2 separate regions of the Mus musculus genome follow, and region 1 is linked to region 2. The links are chromatin loops, found by intact Hi-C in ENCODE. Cell type or tissue: left cerebral cortex. All regions are shown on one strand. Links, peaks and the distances in the headings refer to the core of each region. The heading gives the core; the rest is flanking DNA. Region 1 overlaps Trib2 (tribbles pseudokinase 2). Region 2 overlaps Gm40287 (a long non-coding RNA gene).

Region 1 (11,719 bases), core at 2,006-10,005, 130 kb after region 2:
TTCATTGGCATAATAGCCTCTAGAAGTGCCTAGCACATAACTGGTGCTTAACAAGTGTTCCTTGAATGAACAGGTGAGTCTCCAAGTTTCAGATTTATAAAGTGCAATCCCATAGACAGTGGCTGGAAGCAGGGATGGCATTGGCATCTTTCAGATCAGCCAGTGCAATAGGCTCAGTCCTGGGGGCTTTCCATACACCATCCCTAATTAATTACAGAGAAGACTAAGGAGGCAGAGGCATAAAGATCATTGCAGATTGGAGGCAAGCCAAGGTTACATAGCAAAACCCTTTTGGGGATGGGGGATGTTCAAAGTGCAGGAAAGATGGTTCAAAACTTAAGAGCACTTACTATTTTTGCAGAGGACCCATTTCGGTTTCTAGAACTCACTTGGGTTGCTCACAACCACCTGTAACTCTAGTTCCACTGGATCCAGTGTCCTCTCCTGGTCTCAGGGGATACACAAACACGTGTGGCAAAAACACATACACACACACACATACACACAGAGACAGACACTGGCACAGACATAGGCACACACACACACACACACACACACACACACAGGCACAGACAGGCACACACACACACACACACAAATAAAAATAAAAATAAGACTTATGAAAAATGAGAGAGGAAGCTGAGATCATAGGACAAAGTGGAAGAATTTAGTTTCTCACCACTGTGCCAACTTCCTACTTTCCTAGGTCCTCAGACACTCCCATCAGTTGAAGGACTAAGTCTAGCACAGCAATACATTCTACCAAGCATAGCTAGGAGCCAGGCTGCTTCTAGGGCAAGAGCCCTGGGAAGACGGGCCAATTCTCACTGGGATGAACAAAGCCCTTCCTAAATGAAATTACAGTCTGCTGAAAACAAGGACTTAAATAAGCCTTCCTTAGGCATAAATCAATAAACCAAGACAGCAGCAATGGGTTAATTTCTCACTCAATGTGCAACTTTGAAAATAGCTCTCTTTGAAAGGTGTCTCCATGGGGATCCATAAGTTTTCTAGGCTCCCATTCTAGGCAACGACCTACATTTCAATGATTTCTATTTATCCCTGTCTCTCTCATCCTGCCATTAGAATTCAATCTGAGCTGTTCCTACCCAAAAAAGGAGATTCTCACTTATTCAACAAATAGCAATGCCTACCATGTTCTGGAAGCCATGAATGAGATCCCACTTCTGTCTCCAGGAAACTCAGCCGTCCAGCAGGAGCAATGGCAAAGCAACAAGAGGAGAGCTTGGTAAGGGGTATTGAGGTCGGACCATGAAAATAGAGTAGGGAGGGCCGGGGGATAGGTCAGTCCTTAAAGTGTTTGCTGAACAAGCCTGAGAATCTGAGTTCTAAAAACCTCAGTGTGGGGTGTACTTCTAATTCCGATTCTGGGCAGGTAGAGGCAGTCAGGGATCCCTGGGATAACTGCCAAGTCAACCTAGCCTACTTAACAAGCCTGAGGTCCCAGTGAGAGACCCTCTCTCAGAAAACAAGGTGGACAGCTCCTGGCTTCTGGCTCCCAAAAAGCAGCAGCCAAAGTCCCTTTGTCCTTCACAGGCATCCTGGAGAGCTTGTTAAGACTATAATGGAAAGACAACTTTGCCCAAGAGTTGCCATAGGCACAAGGACATATAATTGGTCTACCAAAATATGAACATTTCCTGAAAGCTTTGTCTCATCAAAGCTGAAAGAGAGGGGGAGAGAGAGACAGACAGACAGAGACAGAGAGACTGAGAGACAGAGAGGGAAAACATCCCTAAACTAGAGTACCTACAAGTTGCAAAACTATATATATAGATATTAGTGAGCGAAAAGCTGTGCCTGTCCTCTGGGGCTCTGATGCCTGCCCTGAATCCTTTATTAGATATAGCAACCTCAGTGAAGGAGGGAGCAACTTGAAGATCTAAAGAGCCAACAGACAGCAGCACCCCAGAGAGATGGCCTTGACTTCTGCTGTTGGGGGAGGCAGGAAGGCTTTCCCCAACAAAGGGGTACAAGCTGCACTTCTTATACCAAACCCACCCACACCCCCTCCCCTAGCCACAGAGTGCCTACAGGAGGTCTCAGAGCCCAGAAAGAAGATCTGCTTCCTCACAGCAGCTAAAAAGCAACCACCTTAAGAGATAAAGATCTCTGGAGCAGAGCAGCAGCATGTAAAAAGGCAAGTTTCTGAGTTCACATGGGACATTTCAGTGCTGAGAGATGTAAACACTGATCTGAGGCTAGGGGGTGGAGCCTGGAGATGGCAAGAAGATGTGTCCCAGAAGAAGCATCCAGCAGGACAAAACGGAGCAAAGGTCACTGACAGAGCAATGTTGCACCACTTTCCTTAGCAGCCTGTGGGTGCAAAGAAACAAAAGGGCAGAGGAAAGCAGCTGTGGAAGAAGCCAAGGTCAACATTAATCACCTTCCTTCTGTAAGGAGAGTATTCCCAGTCCATTTTATAGTGGAGGCTTTCGGAGTGTACAGGTTAGGTGTTCTGTCAAAGTGAAATTTCTTAATAAGTGCAACAGCAGGGGCTGGAATCTAGACAGCCACTCTGGCTCACTTCTGAGCTCAGGCCTTTCTTTAAGGCCCAGTAGAAATATACAGGGTCTCTAGCAATATGGTCCTGTGATCAAGCAGGTCCCATGGGGAAAAATAGGCCAGGAGGTATGGGAGAGACCCTGTGTCATTATGGGTAAATGTTCTGCCTTCTTTCAGATCTGGAGGAAGTCACACAGGCTTCTGCAGGACTGAGGGTGCAAAAGGTTCCTTGAAATTTGCCCCAGGCAAGTTCAATGAAGGCTTAGGATTCATTTCTTCAAAATAAGGTTCAGTGATGGTGGGTCGTCACAGTGAACACAGAAGAGGGGGTCTACTCTGAAAAACACCGCCCCCTCCCCAGTCTGGGTGGAATCAACTTTGCACTAGAAGGAACTACTGTGACTGCTAGAGAGAGTGACTTCATCACTCACGAACCCACTAAGGCTTCTGGACTGTTCATGCATAAAGACACTGTTTTGTTTTGTTTTCTCACAATGATTTCAAGTACAGCTCTGCATGCAGATCACACCATCACCTTGCTGAATGCTAATCACCTTCCAGGGAAGCAACCATTCTGTCAGTCTTGAGGAAGCTACAGCTTATAAACCTTTAGAGAAATTCGAGACCAGGACCTGAATCTAGAACCTAAATCAAAGCCAAAGGGAATCAGATGAAGCCAAGCTATTGATGATCCCAATGCAACCGTCGTAGGTATCCTGGCCTTGAGTTTGCACATGACCTTGGGTGACATCTAAATGACATAGTATGTGTAGAGCATGGACAGCTCCACTAAGAATCTTCATAGACAGCTCTGGATTCAGTCAACAGAACACAGGTAGGGCTCAGCCAATTCTGCCACAGGACAGCTTTACCTTCTACTACTCGGTAGATCAGGAAACAGAAGGTTGAGTCAGGGGTGGAGCCTATGCTTGCATACTTAGGTGGTTGAAGCAGAAGGATCCTAAATTGCAAAGTAACACATCTATATTGAAAAACTGTCTCAAAGGAAGAATGGGCTGGGGGGGGGGGGAGAGAGAGAGAGAGAGAGAGAGAGAGAAACTGGTGGTTGAATAAGTAAACGAGGACTCCACCAAAGTAGTCTTTTGCAGTTAGTTGTTTCAGAGTTTTGTCCATCAGACCAAGGAAGAAAGTGTTAGAAATCAGACAAAGACTGCCTTCGGGTCATGCTCTAATGTTCTGTCACATGACGATATCTACATTCCTTTGGCTCACTTCAGAAATGTCTATTTGCCATGGGTCTGACCTTGGGATGTGCCACCCTGATACTCACTGATGCCTGACTAGGTCTCTAAAGTAACCTTTAATCCCACAGAGCCCGTGAGATACGGCTACAGCATTCGAGGGGCCATGTGCTCTGGCAGAAGAAAGGAGTCCTTGACAGTTGGGTTGACTTCCTAGAGAAGCTCATCCACCTACTGCATGTTCTTGGTGTTGATTCTGAGACCTTCACATTCCTGCGTTCAGAGGCACTGGCTACAAAATGTTCATGGGCTGGGAGGTAGCTCAGTGGTGGAGTGCCAGCCACAAATGCACAAAGAGAGTTTGCTCTGCTGCAACACACACACACACACACACACACACACACACACACACATAATTAGGCAGGCTGACCTACAACTGTATTGCAGGAGGTCAGTAAACACTGCCTCTTACTTTTGTAGCTAAAGATGGTAAAGGAAATATCTTTGACCAATCCATATTCATCTTCCAAATGAGAACATTCAAAGAGGAGATATATATGTGAAAACTAAAAACGAGTGAAGAGTGTTTATGGTAAAGCCATAAGGTTGAGAGATGGCGGCAGCCCAAGGTCATAACAATTATTAAGGACAAAAGTATAAGGACCATATCCCTGGGTCTAAGTTCGAAGGCTGGAGTATCTGAGCTGGAGAAGGAAAAGATACAAATTGCCCACATTCTTATCTTCGAAGAGCCTGCTTCTTCACTTTGTTTTTAAAAATGAAGTCATCTAATCAAAGACCAGCATATGAGCTGCCAGAGTAGCTAGTGTCCACCGACCCCACCCCCATGGGTATAATATACAAAAGAAGCAACCTTTATAGGCACAGGAAGTCCAGAAGCTTTCTGCATGCTGTATACATAGCAGGATTATAAACACCCATGAAATTATTCCATTTGACTTAAGTAACAACAGGCCCTTTTCCTTTGCTAAGCCCCAAGTACTTGCCAGACATTAAGTCTCCAATTAGTTCAAACCATGAAGGAAAAAAAAAAAAGGAATACAGATAGATGGAAAGAAAGAGAGGTAGGAGGAGAAAGAGGAGAGTGAGAGAGAGATGAGAGAGAGAGAGAGAGAGAGAGAGAGAGAGAGAGAGAGAGAGAAGACAAAAGCGTACAATTCACTAGCGCCAGTTCATGGGGGGAGGGGACAATGGGTTTCTGTAAACAATAGTGTGAAAATATCACAGCCCACTGAGCTGGATGTCAAAGGCAATAGAAAGCAGAAAGGTTTGCTCCCCAAGGTCTGTGTGATTTGCAGAAAGTACCAAAGATATGTCAGCAGGGTGAGGGATTGAAGGAAGTGGAGCAGACTGACATCAGATGGTCCTAGATGACAGCCTTGAGGCTTTCCTGCCCTCTTTTCCAGTCCAGAATGACCAAGGACTCCATGGACTTGGGTGTGTGGAGTCTCTTAACCAATCCCTGGAGCACTAGTCTGGGGCTTTTGATTTGTGGGTCATTCCAATAGGGCACAAGGAACACGTAGGTGACACTGACTGAAGACATTGCCTGTGTCCCTCTAAAAAACTACATTCTTAAAAAGAAGCTTTACAAGTGAAGAGAAAGCTGGACTCTGGCCAGGTTGGCTAAATGGAACCTGATGAGTTAATGGTGTATCCATGAATGAAGTCCAGATGCCTGTGTCTTCAACAGATGTTTCTTGAGATAACCAGGCATCCTTGGTGGCTGGTCTCACACCATCAACTCCTCACCTGACAAGCCAGCCCTTCCCAGGCTACCATGTTTCTCTCTCCTTGAAACCTTTCTTGGTTACTCAAGATCTAGTGAGAACCGGCAAGCCCCATCCCCCTCCACATCACATGGGACCCAGGACTCACCTCTAGCTTTTGACAGGTCTGCGGTCTATCTATTTCTGAGGCTTACTTGCAAGCCTGTGGTTCATACCTACTACGTGCATAGGAAAGAGCTATTGAGGGCGTGAAAGGACTATAAACAAAGTCCTCCATTGGGGGCCCTGTGTTCCTTCCTATAGATGACTGTGAGCATCCACTTCTGAATTTGCCAGGCACTGGCATAGCCTTGCAGGAGACAGTTATATCAGGGTCCTTTCAGAAAAAAACTTCCTGATATATGCAATAGTGTCTGTGTTTGGTGGCTGATTATGGGATGGACCCCCGGGTGGGGCAGTCTCTGGATGGTCTATACTTTCGTCTTAGCTCCAAACTTTGTCTCTGCAACTTCTTCCATGGGTATTTTATTCCTTACTCTAGGGAGCTAGAAAAAGTACCCAAGAAGCTGAAGGGGTCTGCAACCCTATAGGTGGAACAACAATATGAACTAACCAGTACCTCCAGAGCTCATGTCTCTAGCTGCATATGTAGCAGAAGATGGCCTAGTTGGCCATCATTGGGAAGAGAGGCCCATTGGACTTGCAAACGTTATATGCCCCAGTACAGGGGAACACCAGGGCCAAGAAGTGAAAGTGGGTAGGTAGGGGAGCAGGGTGGGGGAGGATATAGGGGACTTTTGGGATAGCATTTGAAATGTAAATGAATAAAATATCTAATAAAAAATAAACAAAGTCCTCTAGGTTCTCAGTGTTCTGACAACATGAAGCCTTTATAAACCTGTCTTTGTTGACTTTGAAACTGCCACACTAGTTTGCAGCCTTCTTCAGAATTCTTCATAAAAACCACAGGCATTCAGCAGGTCACAGACTACTCTCTCTGCCTCCTGGCCTTTGAATGTTTCATGATCGGGAGTAATGGCTCCTTGTTTGCCAAGGGCATTGGGACACCACAATGCTCTCTCTTTGTTCTGCTTGCCTTAACCCTCACCTGGGTAACAGGCATCACCACAAGTTCCCTGCAGATACCCTATCGCGCGAGCACACACACACACACACACACACACACACACACACACACACACACACACACAAACACACACCTGCATGGGCTGAGCCCCACTTACCTCTCTTCATCCTTGAAGATAAATTTCCGCAGCTTGAGGTCACGCAGCACCAGGCCTCCATCGTGGCAATGGGCCACAGCTGAGGCAATCTGGTAGAACAGTCGGGCTGCCTCCTCCTCCCTCAGCTTCTTACAAGTGCGGACAAAGGAATGCATGTCTCCATAGCTTCGCTCAAAGAACACATAGGCTTTGGTCTCTCCCAGGAGGATTTCCGTGATTTGGTTGATGTTGCTATGGGCAGACAGGCAGAAGCAGGGGGCCAGGGACTCCTGGTAGCAGCTGATCTCAAACACCTAGGACAGAATTGACAAGACCCCAGTCAGAGGTACCTCCTATGACCCAAACTGCAGAATGCTGAATCCTCCCACAGGCTCGTGCTTTGACATGGCATAAAGAGTATGAAACTTACACCCCACACACCAGTTCTGTCTGCTACCAGCTGTGTAATGTAGTTCAGGGGAAAAACAAACAAACAAACAAACAAACCATGTCTTGCCTCCTCTGAACCTCCAAATCTTAAATGGCATAACATGGATAAATGAAACGATTCCATGTTGGGAGAAGTCTAGGAAAAATAGTAAAATGCTAAGTTTTACTAGTGTGTGTGTGTGTGTGTGTGTGTGTCTGTCTGTCTGTCTGTCTGTCTGTATCCATGTGTGTATCCCTGTGTCTATGTAGAGGTCAGAGGTCAATCTCAGGTACAGCTCTTGAGGAAACTATCCACTTGTTTTTTGAGACAAGGTCTCTCATTGCCCTTGAACCTACCAACGTGGTGAGCCTAGCTGACCAGGGAGCCCTGGAATCCTCCTGTCCTTGTCTTTCCAGAGCTGATATCACATGCATCACACACAGCTTTTTAAATGTGGGTGTTAGGTATCCAACTCAGATCTTTACAGTTGTATGGCAAGCATTTTACTGTCTGGGCTATCATCTAAGCCCAAATACTATTATTCTTCCCTATAGTTTCTATAGTTACATATTTATAGAAGAAATGGATGCAGAAAAATACTAATAGAAGGAAAAAACTAAGTGAGCCCAGGAAAAACACAAACAACTCTTTACTTTTTAAAAATGCATGGAAGACATACATGAATGAACAATTAATTCATTTACTATCAAGGCTTTCTTCCATGGTTTCCTATGTGTGATAAATTAGTTTTACAGCTGTGCAAACTGAGGCACAGAAAACAAGCCTAAACTCTCATCGCTGTTGTCCTCACTCCCACCCCCCAGGGTGGCTCTAGGATTAGCACAGGGGCCTTCTCTGTAGAGAGCCAGGCTGGCTTCCCTCTTCCCTCCACAGATATCTAACTCAATGAATCAATTATGCAACGATTTTCTATGAATCAGAGTTAGCCTGCGAAATGCCACCTCACTGTTGCTTAAGAAAAAAATGCACCATCAATACCTTCTGAACAGACCTAAGAAACGAACGAACGCACAACAAAGATTTGAAGGGTGGAAAGGGAGCTTTTCATTCACGTCACAGCCTGTAGTTACTCAGCTAGGGCAGCACCTAGGGCTGGAACGGGTTTCCCTTGCTCAGGGGGAGAATGTGCAGGGAGGGGAGGGGCTGTTTGAAAATGGTATGGGGTGAATAAGGGGGTGGGGGAGGTTCATTTAAAAGAAGGTCTAGCCATCCTCTGTGGCAGTGAGCTCTTCTTCCTCATCAGTATTTGGAGTGCAGTAGGAGAGAAGCAGGAAAAAAAACCCTACCTGGGGGTGCTTACCGCTCTCACTAGGCCACCATTCACCCGAATAGGATAGATAAAGTGCACAAAGAACCTCCCTTTTGTATCATAAGTACCCTGACTTAGGCATCACAACCTTTTGTGGGTCCCGATCCCACCCAGGAACCTCTGTCGCCCTTCGCTTTGTTAACAAGGCCCAGTCCGGAATGCACGTGTTACCCTAAAATCCTTCTGAGGGAATTCCTGGGCCTTCTGTAGCCCATTCAAGGAACACAGGCTGCAATATAAAATTCCAAGAGTTAAGTAACTGAGCATTTAAAAAAAAAAAAAAACCTGTGAGTCAAACAGGGACAATAAGCACCTCACTGAGGCTGGTGCTAACTGGGGCTGAGGAAGCAAAGTCAACAATCAGCTGTGAATGAGGCATAATGAGGTACCTCAGGAAAGTGGCGCAGCTGTTGCCACTACACCCTTGAATTTAAGAATGAATGCTTCAGCCTCCCCGGAGACCACAAATCACACCCTGATACTGTCAAATGATGACCTCAGAGCAGTGACCTCAGTGGCCCACTCAATTAGGAATCTGAAATGCTCGAGTCAACCTTAGCTTACAGGCTGCAGGCCACAGAATCGGGGAAGCCTCAGCAATTTCATCAAGGAACACACACACACACACTCTCTCTCTCTCTCTCACACACTCACACACACACACTCACACACACACTCTCACACACACACTCACACACATTCACACACACTCACACACTCACACACACACTCACACACACACTCACACACACACTCACACACACAAACATACACACACACACACACACACATACACACACACACACACTCACACACCGTAGTGGCTAATGTCAACAAGCTGCATTATATAAGTGGCATGATTTGTTCTGAAGCACCAGGCTGTGGCTTCTGTCACCAGGGCCTACCGGTCTGATTATTTATAATACATTTCCTGTTTCCAGTTGCCTTTCAAAAAATAAAATAAAGTAACCTTTTGCTCGGCATGGTTAGCCTGTTCTCTTCCCCATCGCACAGCTGAAAAACTGAATGAACAGAGAACTAAATGAAAGTAGCAGATTCGTGGCAGCCTCCCAATGTGGCCGTGCCCTTTGTAGGAGAATGCAAAATGGTGGACAGAAAATGAAAAGCTAAAAGAATTGCTTACATTTTCCTAAACAGGAAGGAGTCAAAGTTTTATTAGTGGCTATAACAGGCATTTATAGGCTTGGGCTGGTATTTAAACCATCACCCTCAAGTGCAAAAATCAAGCCCTGAGCCTGGGTGCCAGCTCCTTTTAAATGTTTAATTGGGAGTCTTGGTTATATAATGTGACAGTTCAGATAAGGCCCTAAGATCAGGCCACATTCATCATGTCTGAAAAGAAAAAAAAGAAAGAGGGCCCATTCTGCCAAGATAGTAATTATGTTATTCTGCACAGTAGCTACAAGAATTTTTGTAAAAACAGCTAAAGGCCCCCTAAAGATCCTTTCCTACTTTGGCTAACTAAAGTAGGCTTGTGGAGGTGATAATCAGGCTAGGGAATTTTGCTTATGCCCCTGGAAGCCCCTCCCCCCTCCCCGCCTCCTCCCCACCACAGAGTGTCCTACAGAATACTCTAATGAACCCCCACAATAAATACAACCTTTCTGGTTTTGTACATTTTTTTTGCATAAACATGAAGTTAGGAAACAGGAACCCCATGTTAAGACACCAAAAGGAGGTGGGTTCAAATGTGGAGGTTTTCGAATCCTGTAGCGAGCTAAAGAGCCCACAGTGTGTATATTGGGGCAGTCATAGCATCACCGTAATAAAACTCTCCTAGAGAGGGTGGCACACAGCTGTGCTCAGAAGTCACCCACATCACCTCAGGGGAAAAAGACAGGAGAACAGAAGCTGTGGAGTCGTAAAGGGATGACCTCTGTCAAACAAAACAATGATACCACACTTAAATCCGCTTGCAGCCGCACTGTAATTGGCGAGGACCTGATTCAATCTTTGAAATAACTAAACCAACAGATTAAGTACAGTTTGGGGCCAGGGAGCAAGTCGGCAAATGACACTGTAAGGTCAGCCTAGAGTGAAATATGTCTCGAAGGATCAGAAAGGAAAACGAACAGAGAGACCAGAGATAGCCCTAGTTTTAAACAAAGAAAGAATAGCAAGATGCTCTTGCAGAATTTGGCCACAGACAGTTCTTACGTAAAATCATCTCCAGCCTTTGGAAGAGAAATATATTAAAGTGCTGGACTGAGGGTGAGCAAAAGGAGGGGGAGGGGCTCTCTGCCGATGATGGTGCATATTTCATAGGAGAATGACAGCTCAGTGGAATTCATTCATTTCAAAGGATGACTGTCCTATTGTGCAGTGTGTGGGGCTCCAATCAGGCTCTGAGTTGCCTACTAAATTTAATGCTTTAGCTGGGCATAGTTGCTCTTGATTACAGTAACTTGGAGAAGATGCAAAAACCCCCAACACTTAGTACATGCAAACAGCAGCATTTAAAGAGTCTCTGGTTTCCTCTAAAAATCGGAAATAAATAATCTCAGAACTGCCTTCTGAGATCTTCACCCACCCGGTTTTTGCAAGGAAGCGCTCCAAGTCAGCACGAAAGAAGGTGATTTCACAAAGCAGCCAGTGATTAATTGAGGAAAAGTGTAATACAGTATTTGTAGCACAGCTGTGCACATTACCCATTTTAAAGGCAGCACAGTCGCACTTCCACCTCAATAAATAAATAAATAAATAAATAAATAAATAAATAAGAAGAACCTAAATTTAAGTGGTAATGTATTCTTGATCTACATCTGGGGAAGTCCTGTTCTCCACTGCAGTAGGAAACTGACTGTAGTCAAATACTTTGTTATTATCCTTCCTTGGTCCTCTTGTCTGGTACTCGGTTAGCACACACAAAGACACACTGACACATAGAGACACAAACCAGTTACTGTTCAGGGTCAAAGACAAAAAGGAAATTGAAGTGTCCTTCTTAGTACTAGCCCAGGGGGCTCTAAAGGGCAGTCTCTAAACAGGCAAAGGTGGCCTTGTGGGTGCAGGGGAGTAGCAATGGGGGTGTGCAGTCAGGGAGTCTGAAGACGCGAAGAAACCTAGACAAAAAGAACCAAAGGATTCGTTGTTCACCCAAAGGTGCGCAAGGGGCGAATTTCCACCCCAACCTTCCTTTCCAGGCTTCAAGCCGAAGAAAGAGCTTTAAAACTCCTCTTTTCCCCGGCTAGAGCCTTGGTCTCAGCCAGAGGGGACACTTTTTGTGTCTCTTTTAA
Region 2 (11,719 bases), core at 1,126-9,125:
CTAATTGGTATTCTGAGGAGCAGGTGACCAGACCAGAATTGACCCTTGTGGCTGCTAGCCAGGGACCCAGTAAACAAGAAACTGGGGACAAGATGCAGGGTTCTCTGGCAGCTATGCTATGACGATGTGAAAAAGGACAGCTAGAAACACTTTAGTAGTGACTTCTCCAGAAAATCACTTTGCGGGCAAGCACTCCTTTTCTGTGTGTGATGATCTAGTACATTTAACAAGCTCCAGGCCCATTACTTGTATTGAGTTGCCTTTTGTGTTAACTGTAATGTTGTGTTTCCCATTTCACACCAGCTACACCCCAGTCTCACTCCTCCATGCAAAGAAGTATGTTACACAAGGTATTCGTTTTTTGAAGAAAAAAAAATCTAAAAGCCTACATTCAATTATCAAAAGGAATACTTTGAAGAATAATTTGCAGTACTGCTTCTAGGCTGTCTGTGTGGGGACTTGCTCCTGGAACATGAATCAGTCATTTCCTTCCATGTTATTCCTGATGTGTTTGCTATGGGCAGCTGTTAAGGCTGCCAACTGGCAGCTCACAAGAAGGCTTGACCTCACACGGAGACAGGAAAAAGTCCCTATCACATGTGGCCAGCACTGGGCATCTGCCTGTTGCTGATCCACCAGAGAGTGAAACAGTGGTCTCCTTCGTTGGAAGACAAGCCTATGACAAGAAAGCAACTGCTGCCTCTGACTGCCCGTGTCAGCTCTAGAAAGACACTGAATTCTCAAAACAAGAGCACAATAAACACAAAAAGCCATGCTTATCCCAAGATAACTGTATACCCCTGCCTTCAAAGGTCCGAACAAAAACTGATCTCCACATTGTTCTGGCTCTGGTAGTGGGAGGTTGAATTTCCAAATGGACTCTAGCATTAATCCCTTGTGTTGTTTGGAACTAGTCACTCTGCCTGACTCTAATCACAGATAAAAATGTGTTTAAAGTTAATTTTGTCCTCATTTCTTTTATTCACTTTATGCAATACAATCCAGGGATCTATAGCCCAGAGAGATAGAATTTTAGACTTGGTTCTATGGCCAAAACAGGTTGTGTGTTTGCTAATCTTGGAAGCCCTACTGCACATAATTGTTGCATCCATACAACAGAAAAAGAAGAAATATAAATGGCAGGTACCCAGAAAATATTCGAACAAATATCAATAGGTATGGCTCAACACAACCATCTGGCTTGCAGACCTTCAATACACAACCCTATATGGCCTCCACTCCTCATTGATTTCTCCCTCTGTCCTCTGTTTTGTTCTTAGCCAGTCTTGGGTACTTTCTCAACAGTCCTTTGCCATGCTGTTTGAAATAGGACCATGTACTATTTTTTTCTTTTTTTTTTAAATTAGGTATTTTCCTCATTTACATTTCCAATGCTATCCCATATGTACTATTTTTTGAAGAGATTATTGGCATGAACCATTTTAGCTATGTTTGTTTGTGTCGTTACTGGGTTTTCTTGAAACCATCCTCATTCCTCAGCCCCCATTTCTCTGGATTCCTGTTCCTCAATCAAGATGTTTCCTTCTTGATTTTCACCTCCTCTATCTCTCTGGGTATGAGTTCTTTCATTGTTGAGTCCTGGAGCAATCTGTCAGAAACAATGAGACTTTAGATATGAAAGCGACCTCTATCTCTTCTCTAGTGACTCTTCTGTCACTTTGGAAAAGCTACATTGATCTTTTGAACTTCATCTTCATCTGAGAAATGGATACTGTGTGTAATTCAGTGGCTGCTGTGAGCCTTAAAGGAAATGAACTACATACAGACCCTAAAACAGAGATGCTCTCTGTGTATAGTGGCTTCCTTCTTCCTCCTTTTTTTTTTCAATATTTCACTTTGCAACATATTTTATGCCATATCCTTTTCTTCTAATCTACTAGATTTCAAACTCTCTGGGTCCTAAGAGAGGTCGTATCCAGTCTTATAACTCCAAGCAACAGATTCATAAGGTTATATACCTTGAGTAGACCTAGCATTGCAATTGCCAGAGAGATGTGAAACAGCCTGGCATGAAAGGGGAGAACCAGGTCACCCAACAGCAAAGGCTGAGAAGCAAGTCTAGTAAAGGCTCCCATGCTTCTCTCACCCACACAGAGCTCAAACATTTCACCCAGTTTACTCAAGGCCTTCACTAATGCATTATATACATTTCTCTCATGCTTAGCCTCCTTCCTGAGCCACAATAGTCCACTATAAAGCACCATTCACACATCCTACATCCTCATTCCTCCTTCTCTTCATACCACACAAATGTACCAGAATAAAAAATGCCATCCCTGCAGATTCACAGCAACATTTATGGTTTACTGCTGAGGTCCCTTCACAGCGACTCCCAAGTCTTTAATCCTGACATCCATGGCTTTCATAGTGCTAGCAAGTGTCTTAAGGTCTAAGTTCCACCCTCCCATCCCTACTGCCTGTTTTTAGTGTCCTATGCTTCTATTTCATTCAGAAGACTTCTGTATGTGTTCTTATACAAAGAGACCCAATTCAAGCCCATCCCAGATCTCCTGATAGTACAGGTCCTGTGACATTGTTTCAAGACACCAAGTCTTGAGTTTGTGGCCCGGCATGGGTATAAGAAAGGTATCTGCTAATAATGACCAGCCACACCTAGGCATTATCTCTTAAGGACCTGAGACACAAAGAAAGAGAAAAATAGATACATCTCAGGGAGAGCATAATCCTTTGTATAGTGTAGTGTAGTGTAGTGTAGTGTAGTGTAGTGTAGTGTAGTGTATGTGTGCATGCCTGCATGTGTGTGTGCAGGTATGCATAACTGTGCACTTGTGAAGCTGTAACATTGTTGGATCCCTCAAGGCTGGAATTTTAGGCATTTGCAGGAAGCCCAGCTGGTTGCATGAGTGCTGGGATATGAACTCTTGTCCTCATGTTCACACTGTAAGCACTCTCCATCACAATCCACCCCTACAGCTCCTGCGGATCCTTTTTTTGCTGTCTTACAAGAGAGAGAAAGAATTATTTTATTAAAATCACCAATAACATTTCTATTAAGCTGGGCTGAGCTCATCATAGCCACTGCCTCTCTTCATGTCTATATTATGTATCACCAAGTAGTATGCTTACTTACATAACATTGAAAATGGCATAGTTTGCAGGTGCTTGAATTCCACGCACAGTATCTCTTTTAAAGTCAGACATTGTTTCTTAGCCTTATATCGTGTCTTAATCGGGAGTTTCCATTGCTGCAAAGAATCATCATGACAAAAAAACAGGTTGGGGGAAAAAGGGTTTCTTTGACTTATACTTCCTCATTATAATTTGTCATTGAAGAAAACCAGGACAGAACCTCAAACAGGGCAGAAATCTGGAGGCAGGAGCTGATGCAGGGGCCATGGAGGAATACTGCTTACTGGATTTCTAATCATGGCTTGCTCAGGCTGCCCTCTTATAGACCCTGAATCAGCAGCCCAGGGGTGGCACAATCCAAAACAGCCTGGGTCCTTCCACATCAATCACTACAGCTGGATTCTATGCAGGCATTTTCTTGACTGAGTTTCCCTCCTTTTAGATGACTCTAGCTTGGGTCAAGTTGGCATGAAACCAACAAGGACACACCACCATCATGTATCCAGCTCTGCCTCTCCTCCTCAAGCACAGCAGTAGCTGCCTCCTCTGACCTTCCATAGCTAGCTCTGAACACTCGGATAGTGACATATGCAATCCATGTCATTCTTTTTAGATGACATTCCGTATTCCACAGACCTTTCAAAATTGGCTCTCATAATAGTCTTTCTTATGTACACCCAACTGCTTAGAAAATGGGTTTAGTTCTCTTTCTGAGCTGCAGCTTCTTCATACTTCAGAGAGTCCTTATGGGCTGGGGAGGTAGCTCAGTCATAAAACATTTGCATGGCATGAAGATGACTCCGGATTTGACTCCAAATCTCTAGCATCATTCACATTTACTCACCATGATGCTTTTTATTTGCTTCATGACTATGCCACCATGTGTGTTGAGAGACTTGAGAGCAGAAAACACTTAATTCATCTTCTCTTGAAACTAGCTGAGTCTCAGGCATGGCATAGAAGAATCAGTTTTCTATATTTACTATGCCTTTAACTTTTATTGATACTTGTGGTGGTTTGGAAAAGATATGTCCCTCTTAAGGTCTTCTCTATGAAAATTTGGTCCTCAGTTGGTGGGAATATACAGAGAAGTTATGGAACCTTTAGAAGGTGCAGCCTGGCTGGAGTGAGGTTACTGGGGCCAGGCTTTGAGAGTTTAATAACCTCACCCCATCTTCAATATGCCCTCTTCTCCTCCTGTGTGTGGATAAAGATGTAAGTAGCCAGCTTCCTACTCTGCTGCCATGCCTTCCCTTCCCTGAAAGTAGGGATTGTAGCTCCCTGGAAACATAAGGTAAGTCAAACTTCTTCCTTTATAAAGTGCTTTGGTCGTGTTAATTTCATCACAGCAGAAAAACAATAATGATATGCCACCTAATTTTGCTTTTGCATTTATTTTTGGATTGCAGAATGTAGTATAAATACAAATGATCAAGAGGCACAGATATTGCTATGAAGAAACACACATCAAAAAAAGAAATCAAATACATCCACAAACACCTTCAGTAGATGATTGCATAGGAGAAAGATCAAAAGCAGTCTACTCAGGGAGGGAACTCCAAAAGAGCCAGAACTATTTCTCACTGAAGTCAAGGTCACCCATCTCAACAACGAAGAGTTACTTCTCTAGGCAGGCATTTTTAGGTTCCTTTCGTCCCTCTGAAGGTATAGCAATCATGGCTGTTTATGGAAAGAGATATTTGTATCAGCACAGTACCACAGTTTGCATCAGCTGCAAACTCTCGAGCTGCCAACTGCTTGGACCAAAGGGTGCTAGAAAGCGAAATTCCTCAGGAAATTAACTGGAGGGCCTCTGGGAAAATTAACATGTCCAATTTTCTTTAGGTAGCATACATTTAGAAGCCTTGTTATTCTGCCTCAGCAATTGCAAGCTTTGGGCTTTGGGAGCCAAAATTACATAAAAGTATAATAGAATCCAGAAACTGTGTTACTATGAGAATTAGAGAAGAGTCCACCAAAGACTGATTGCCTCATTTAAGCATAAAATCATAACACATATGTATGTGCGTGTATTGTATATAAGTGTGTGTGTATGTGTGTGTGTGTGTGTGTGTGTGTGTGTGTGTGTGTGTGTGTGTGTGTGTATGTGTTGGCTACAAACAGTCCCCAACAAGTCTACGCATGAACAATAAGGAACATAATTGCAAAATCAGCTAGCTGATAGCAGGTGGCAAACACCACACTGGTTAATTCCTCGAATAGTAAAATTAAGTTTGATTACATAAACACCAAAGGGGCTATAAAAAACACCTAGCTGAATTAAATTTCTCTTCTCCCATTGGCACTGCATGAAACTTTCTCCTTTTTTCATTTTATGAGTTTATCGGTGTTTTATCTGCATGTGTATCTGTGTACCATGTGTGTGCAGTGCCCCAAGAAAGAACCAGGCCCTTGAGCTGGGAGCCAACATGTAGGTTATGGGAACTGCATCCAGGTCCTTTGCAAGAGTAGCCATGGCTGCTAACTGCAGTCCTCTTCAATCCCTCACAATCTTTCTCTACCAAAAGATTATAAGTACTTCTGAATTCATATTATGTATGTATATGTATATATAGTCTCTTTAAATATTTTACAAATACAGTCAGTTTTTTTCACCCTTAATAGCACTTATTTTAAGCGCTCCAATTTGTGAAAACATTGATGAGATACTGTAAATAGCATATAGCAATAAAAAAAAAGAAAGATTGCAAAATATTACCACTTATATCATTGGCACCCACTCTTAGACTTTTAAACTTTCCACAAAATAAGTAGAGAGCTTGCAGGAATGAGTGCATACTCTATGCCTAGCCTCGGGTAACAATAGCCAAGTGCTCTTGACTTGAATATATTTTAACATTAATTGACTGGGTTACACTTCTGTCCCAGGCTTATTGTAAATGCAAGATGCCAAATAACAATATTCTCTCAAATGTCTCTCATAGTTGCCTGTGTTTCTTTTCTCCCTGCTCCAAGAGAAGAGTTGCCACCCACATGCGTAGTAGAGAATGCTTCACTCTTATTTAGAGACTGGGTGGGAGGAAGCAAGCAAGTAAAACAGGCCAGCCTTTCCCTGCATTTGTATCCAGCGTGGAAAACTGATCCATTATTGGAGCTAATTATTTAAAATGAGTGGCAGTAAAAGATTGATGACTGCCACGATTCAGAAATATAACATTTATATATACACACATAGATTTGCTCAGATTTAGGAAAACAACAGAAGTAATAAGCACAATTCTCCCATTTGTATTCTCCCAAAATAACCGGCTCAGGAATCTGGTGAATCATGCATGAAAAATAAGCCCACTCCATTCATACAAACAAATTGTTTTTGTTTCCACTTTTCTACTTGTATGAACAATTGGGTCAGATGTAATTTGACTGCTCATTTCTCCTTCATTCCTTCTGTATTTTTCAAAGAGATTATTTGATATATGGTTGCTATTGGACTTGCATGAAATAGACTTAAAAGGGTGGCTCAAACCCTCATCCTTAGCTGTTTATTTCATGCTAAAGTGAGGGGTCATAGTGAAGCATTTTAAGAGATTCCAGGCTAAGGAAAAAAAAATCACTAAAGGATTCATTCTTCAGTAGTATGCAGTAGGTGCCATTACATTGCTATGCTCAGCCTCTTTCAGGCAAGATCCTATAAAACACTGTATTCTGTAAAGCTAGATTCTCAGCCTATCTGCTGTGCTAAATTCCATGGGCTTTGTTTTTCTCCTGTGCCTTCTCATTCACTTGCTTCCAACCTACACCTCCTAGAGGAAAGACTCTTTTTTTTATCTCCAAGTCCAGCAAATCCCTATCTATTCCAATTCCTTACCCTTGCTTGCTCCAATTTTTGCCTCTGCTGCTCATTATGGTTTCCTTCCTTGGAACTGAGGAGGCTTCTAGCACTCTCCCTCCATCGAAATATACACAAGCTTTAAAATTAATTTCCTTCAATGTTCTCAACACATTCATATTACAGGCCATGTGACTGAAAAAAGAAATTGACATTCAGTGCTCTTTAAATCATATAGATATAGATAGATATAGATGATATAGATATACATATAGATAATATATAGATATAGAATCTGAGGGTTCAGGCATTCCGGCAGGCCATGCTGTAGTGAGCCTTGCTTGCTCACTACAATTTATCTGGAATTTATCTGGAGCTGTGTCAATGACTGGAAAGGATCTGATGCATTGGATCTTGGTGAATAGATGCTAAAATAAACACAGCTAAGAAATAAAGGGAAAAGGGGTGTTACTGGTGACAGGTAAGGAAGGAATTGTTTTCTAAGCAATGCATTCTTCAAACCAAGGACAAGTAGAGATTTTTTTTCTAGGGAGCCCATAGATTTTCACACAGGAAAACTTTTGGCTATGGCACATTCCTGAGCATGGTCAGTTAAGGAATATAGTTTTGAACATGTCAAGTTCAAGCTCATAGTTCAAGAAGGAACAGTGGCATATTGATTTGGGGACATGTTTAGCTCAATATTATAAAGCACATGTTTGAAGATTAAAATGGCAGATAACACAATTGAACATGTTCAACTTGAATCATAATGATGGTTCATAAAGGAATGCCTATGGCATGCTTAGCTTTCTCCAAAATATTTCTCCTGAAAATAAAAAGATAGGTGCTTTGAGGGTGCATTGATATTTAAAAGTTTGTGTCTAAGCTACTTGTTCAGCTTAGAGACTACCATACAATTTTATGGCCCAGATGCTGGGCACTTCCAGAGGCACCACCATTTGTACCCTGCTAGTTGAAACTACCTGTTGGCTGGGACGTCTTTCTTCCTCTCTCTCTCTCTCTCTCTCTCTCTCTCTCTCTCTCTCTCTCTCTCTCTCTCTCTCTCAAGCTAGATGACATGCTATGACCCAAGTTTAGAAGATCCTGGTGACATCGTGGTAATGTAAAAATAAACAAGCAAACAAAATACTACCCTAATCTCAATTTAAGAACAAAAGGAAGACTCTTTCTCTCATAAAGAATGCACACTTTACATTTTAAGAAGAGCCTGTGAGATGAATTATGTCTATAATCACTGTCCAAAAAGCACCACCTCATTTTCCCAGGCACCTCTGCTTCACTTCCTTTCCCCATCAGCTTTGACTTTTATCTGTACTCTTCAGTCCACACCCACTTTTAGTATGGTCCAGAGACCTCTGCATTTGCTTCCCAAACACAGTGCCCATCTTCTTCTGGTTTTGAGTCAATTCTCCTCATGGAATAAAAACAAAATTATCATAGCCAGCAACACTCTTAGAAGTGTGCCATCCACTTCTGCACGGTAAGAAATAAAATAATGATTCGTTTTCCTGTGTGCCTTGAGTCTTCTGAAGTCCTGTTAGAGACGGATAGAAATACTGGGCCTGTGCTAGAGTCTTTTATCCTTGTCATGCGCCCCCCCCCCCCACCCACACACACTGCCAGTCTAACTGCCCCAACCCAAACTGGAAGTGTAGAGTACGAGTTGCTAATAGGGAAGCTTGCCTAGCAATCTGCAGTCATGGCAAGGTAATGATCCCAAAGCTTTAAAATAAACAGGATATAAGTGTAGAGATGAAGTCACGAAAGTTCTTTGTTAAGAAAAAGAAACACATGCAGCAGAGGGAAACCATGACGTAGATCGCATGTGAGATTGTGCCCTCTGATTACTCAGCAAACATGGAAAGGGAGCGCCTGACATAGGGGCTCCAGGAAGCTGCTTTCTGCCCTGGAGCCAGCACACTTGCCATCCCAGGCTAATGTCTGGGCTTGAAAAGCCCTTAAAGTAAACTGCCTCATTTTCACTTTCAGAGTCCCTAGTTCTCTGATTATGAGATAAGGATCTGCCTTTCTCACATGTCATCAGTAGAACACATGTGACTCCTTAAAGTTGAGCTAATGTAAATTAAAATCCAACTTAAGAATCAGCTTCTTATTTTTTATTAGATATTTTCTTTATTTACATTTCAAATGTTATCCACTTTCCTCGTTTCCCCTCTGAAAACCCTTTATCCCATCTCCCCTTCCTCTGCTCACCAACCCACCCATTCCCACTTCCATGTCCTAGCATCCCCCTACACTGGGGCATCAAGCCTTCACAGGACCAAGGGCCTATTCTTTCACTGATGTCCAACACAGCCATTCTCTGCTACATATTCACCTGGAACTATAAGTCCCACCATGTGTACTCTTTGGTGGGTGGCTTAGTCCCTGGGAGCTCTGGGGGTTACTGGTTAGTTCATATTGTTGTTCCTCCTATGGGGCTACAAACCACTTCAGCCCCTTGAGTCCTTTCTCTAAATCCTCTTATGGGACTTTGTGCTCAGTCCAATGGTTGGCTGAGAGCATCTACCTCTGTATTTGTCAGGTACTGGCAGAGACTCTCAGGAGACAGCTATAGCAAGCTCCTGTCAGCACTTGTTGGCATCCACAATAGTGTCTGGTTTTGGTGACTGTATATGGGATGGATCCCCAGGTGGGGCAGTCTCTGGATGGCCTTTCCAACAGTCTCTGTTCCACACTGTCTCTGTATCTCCTTCCATGGGTATTTTGTTCCCCCTTCTAAGAAAGTCTGAACTAGCCATACTTTGGTCTTTCTTCTTCATGTGGTCTGTGAATTGTATGTTGGGTATTCCAAGCTTCTGGGCTAATATCCACTTATCAATGAGTGCATACCATGTGTGTTCTTTTGTTATTGAGTTACCTCACTCAGGATGATATCCTCCAGATACATCCATTTGCCTAAGAATTTCATGAAGTCATTGTTTTTATTTTTTTCCAATTTTTATTAGCTATTTTCTTCATTTACATTTCAAATGCTATCCCGAAAGTCCCCCATACCCTCCCCCCAACCCCTGCCATCTTCTGCTACATATGCAGCTAGAGACACGAGCTCTGGAGGTACTGGTTATTTCATATTATTGTTCCATCTATAGGGTTGCAGACCCCTTTAGCTCCTTGGGTACTTTCTCTAGCAGCTATCTCTTGTGAGGCTATGCCGGTGCCTGGCAAACACAAAAGTGGATGCTCACAGTCAGCTATTGGATGGAACACAGTCATTGTTTTTAATAACTGAGTAGTATTCCATTTTGTAAGTGTACCACATTTTCTGTATCCATTCCTCTGTTGAGGGACATCTGGGTTTTTTCCAGCTTCTGGCTATTATAAATAAGACTGCTATGAACATAGTGGAGCATGTGTCCTCATTACATGTTGGAGCATCTTCTGGGTATATGCCCAGGAGTGGTATAGCTGGGGCCTCTGTTAGTAATATATCCAGGTTTCTGAGGAACAACCAAACTGATTTCCAGCATGGTTGTACCAGCTTGCAATCCCACCAACAATGGAAGAGTGTTTCTCTTTCTCCACATCCTCGCCAGTATCTGCTGTCACCTGAGTTTTTGATCTTAGCCATTCTGACTGGTGTGAGGTGGAATCTTAGGGTTGTTTTGATTTGCATTTCCCTTATGACTAAACCTAATAAACAACTTCAGCAAAGTAGCTGGATATAACTCAAACAAATCAGCAGCCTTCCTCTATTCAAAGACTAAACAGGCTGAGAAAGAAATTAGCGAAACAACACCCTTCACAATGGCCACAAATAATATAAAATACCTTGGTGTAACTCTAACCAAGAAAGTGAAAGATTTATATGACCAGTACTTCAAGTCTCTGAAAAAGAAGTCAAAAATCTCAGAAGATAGAAAGAGCTCCCATGCTCATGAATCAGCAGAATTAATATAGTAAAAAATGGCTATCCTGCCGAAAGCAATCTACAGTTTCAATGCAATCCCCATCAAGATTCTAACTCAACTCTTCATGGAGTTAGAGCAATTTGCAAATTCATTTGGAATAACAAAAAACCCAGGAAAGTGAAAACTATTCTCAACAATAAAAGAACTTCTAGTGGAATCACCATCCTTGACCTCAAGCTGTATTACAGAGCAATTGTAATTAAAAACTGCATAGTACTGGTACAGTGACAGGCAGGTAGATCAATGGAATATAACTGAAGACTCAGAAATGAGTCCACACACCTATGGTCACTTGATCTTTGATGAAGGAGTTAAAACCATCCAGTGGAAAAAAGACAGCATTTTCAACAAATGGTGCTGGTTCAACTGGCAGTGGGCATGGAGAAGAATGCAAATCGATCTATTCTTATCTCCTTGTACAAAGTTCAAGTCCAAGTGCATCAAGGACCTCCACATAAAACCAGATACACTGAAATTAGTAGAAAAGAAAGTGGGGAAGAACCTCATGAACATGGGCACAGGAGAAAATTTCCTGAACAGAACACCAATGACTCATGCTCTAATATCAAGAATTGACAAATGGGACCTCATAAAATTGCAAAGTTTCTGTAAGACAAAGGACGCTGTAATTAAGACGAAAATGGCAACCAACAGGTTGGGAAAAGATCTTTACCAACCCTATATCCCACAGATGGCTAATATCAAATATATACAAAGAACTAAAGAAGTTAGACTCTAGAGAACCAAATAATCCTATTAAAAATGGGGTCCAGTTTCTTATTCACATTAGCTATACACTGCGTGCTCAAAACTCACATGCCAGTAATAGTGCAGACCATTTTTATCCTTCCAGACACTTCTA

Evidence for each region. A loop is a pair of places that touch in the nucleus more often than their neighbours do. Peaks named below come from ENCODE experiments on the same cell type or tissue, not always from the same donor. Only the 100,000 strongest peaks of a DNase experiment are listed, where the experiment ranks them.
Region 1: it touches region 2 in a loop (2.7-fold over the local background); 3 of 42 quality-filtered maps call a loop at or near these places.

The regions. Positions count from the first base shown.
Region 1 is chr12:15,802,973-15,814,691 of GRCm38, forward strand. Trib2 (tribbles pseudokinase 2) reads right to left here. Exons shown (of 3, transcript NM_144551.5): 2 at 6,724-7,016. Among named protein-coding and RNA genes, the nearest start is that of Mir6387, 7.7 kb to the left of the region's middle. In left cerebral cortex, for the core only: no CTCF peak of the experiment used is centred there; DNase peaks (open chromatin) are centred at 2,936, 6,870, 8,101, 8,864 and 1 more place; H3K4me3 peaks cover 1,897 bases; H3K27ac peaks cover 1,876 bases.
Region 2 is chr12:15,675,762-15,687,480 of GRCm38, forward strand. All of the region lies in intron 1 of Gm40287 (a long non-coding RNA gene), which reads left to right. Among named protein-coding and RNA genes, the nearest start is that of Gm40287, 75 kb to the left of the region's middle. In left cerebral cortex, for the core only: no CTCF peak of the experiment used is centred there; DNase peaks (open chromatin) are centred at 2,232, 4,920, 6,127 and 6,834.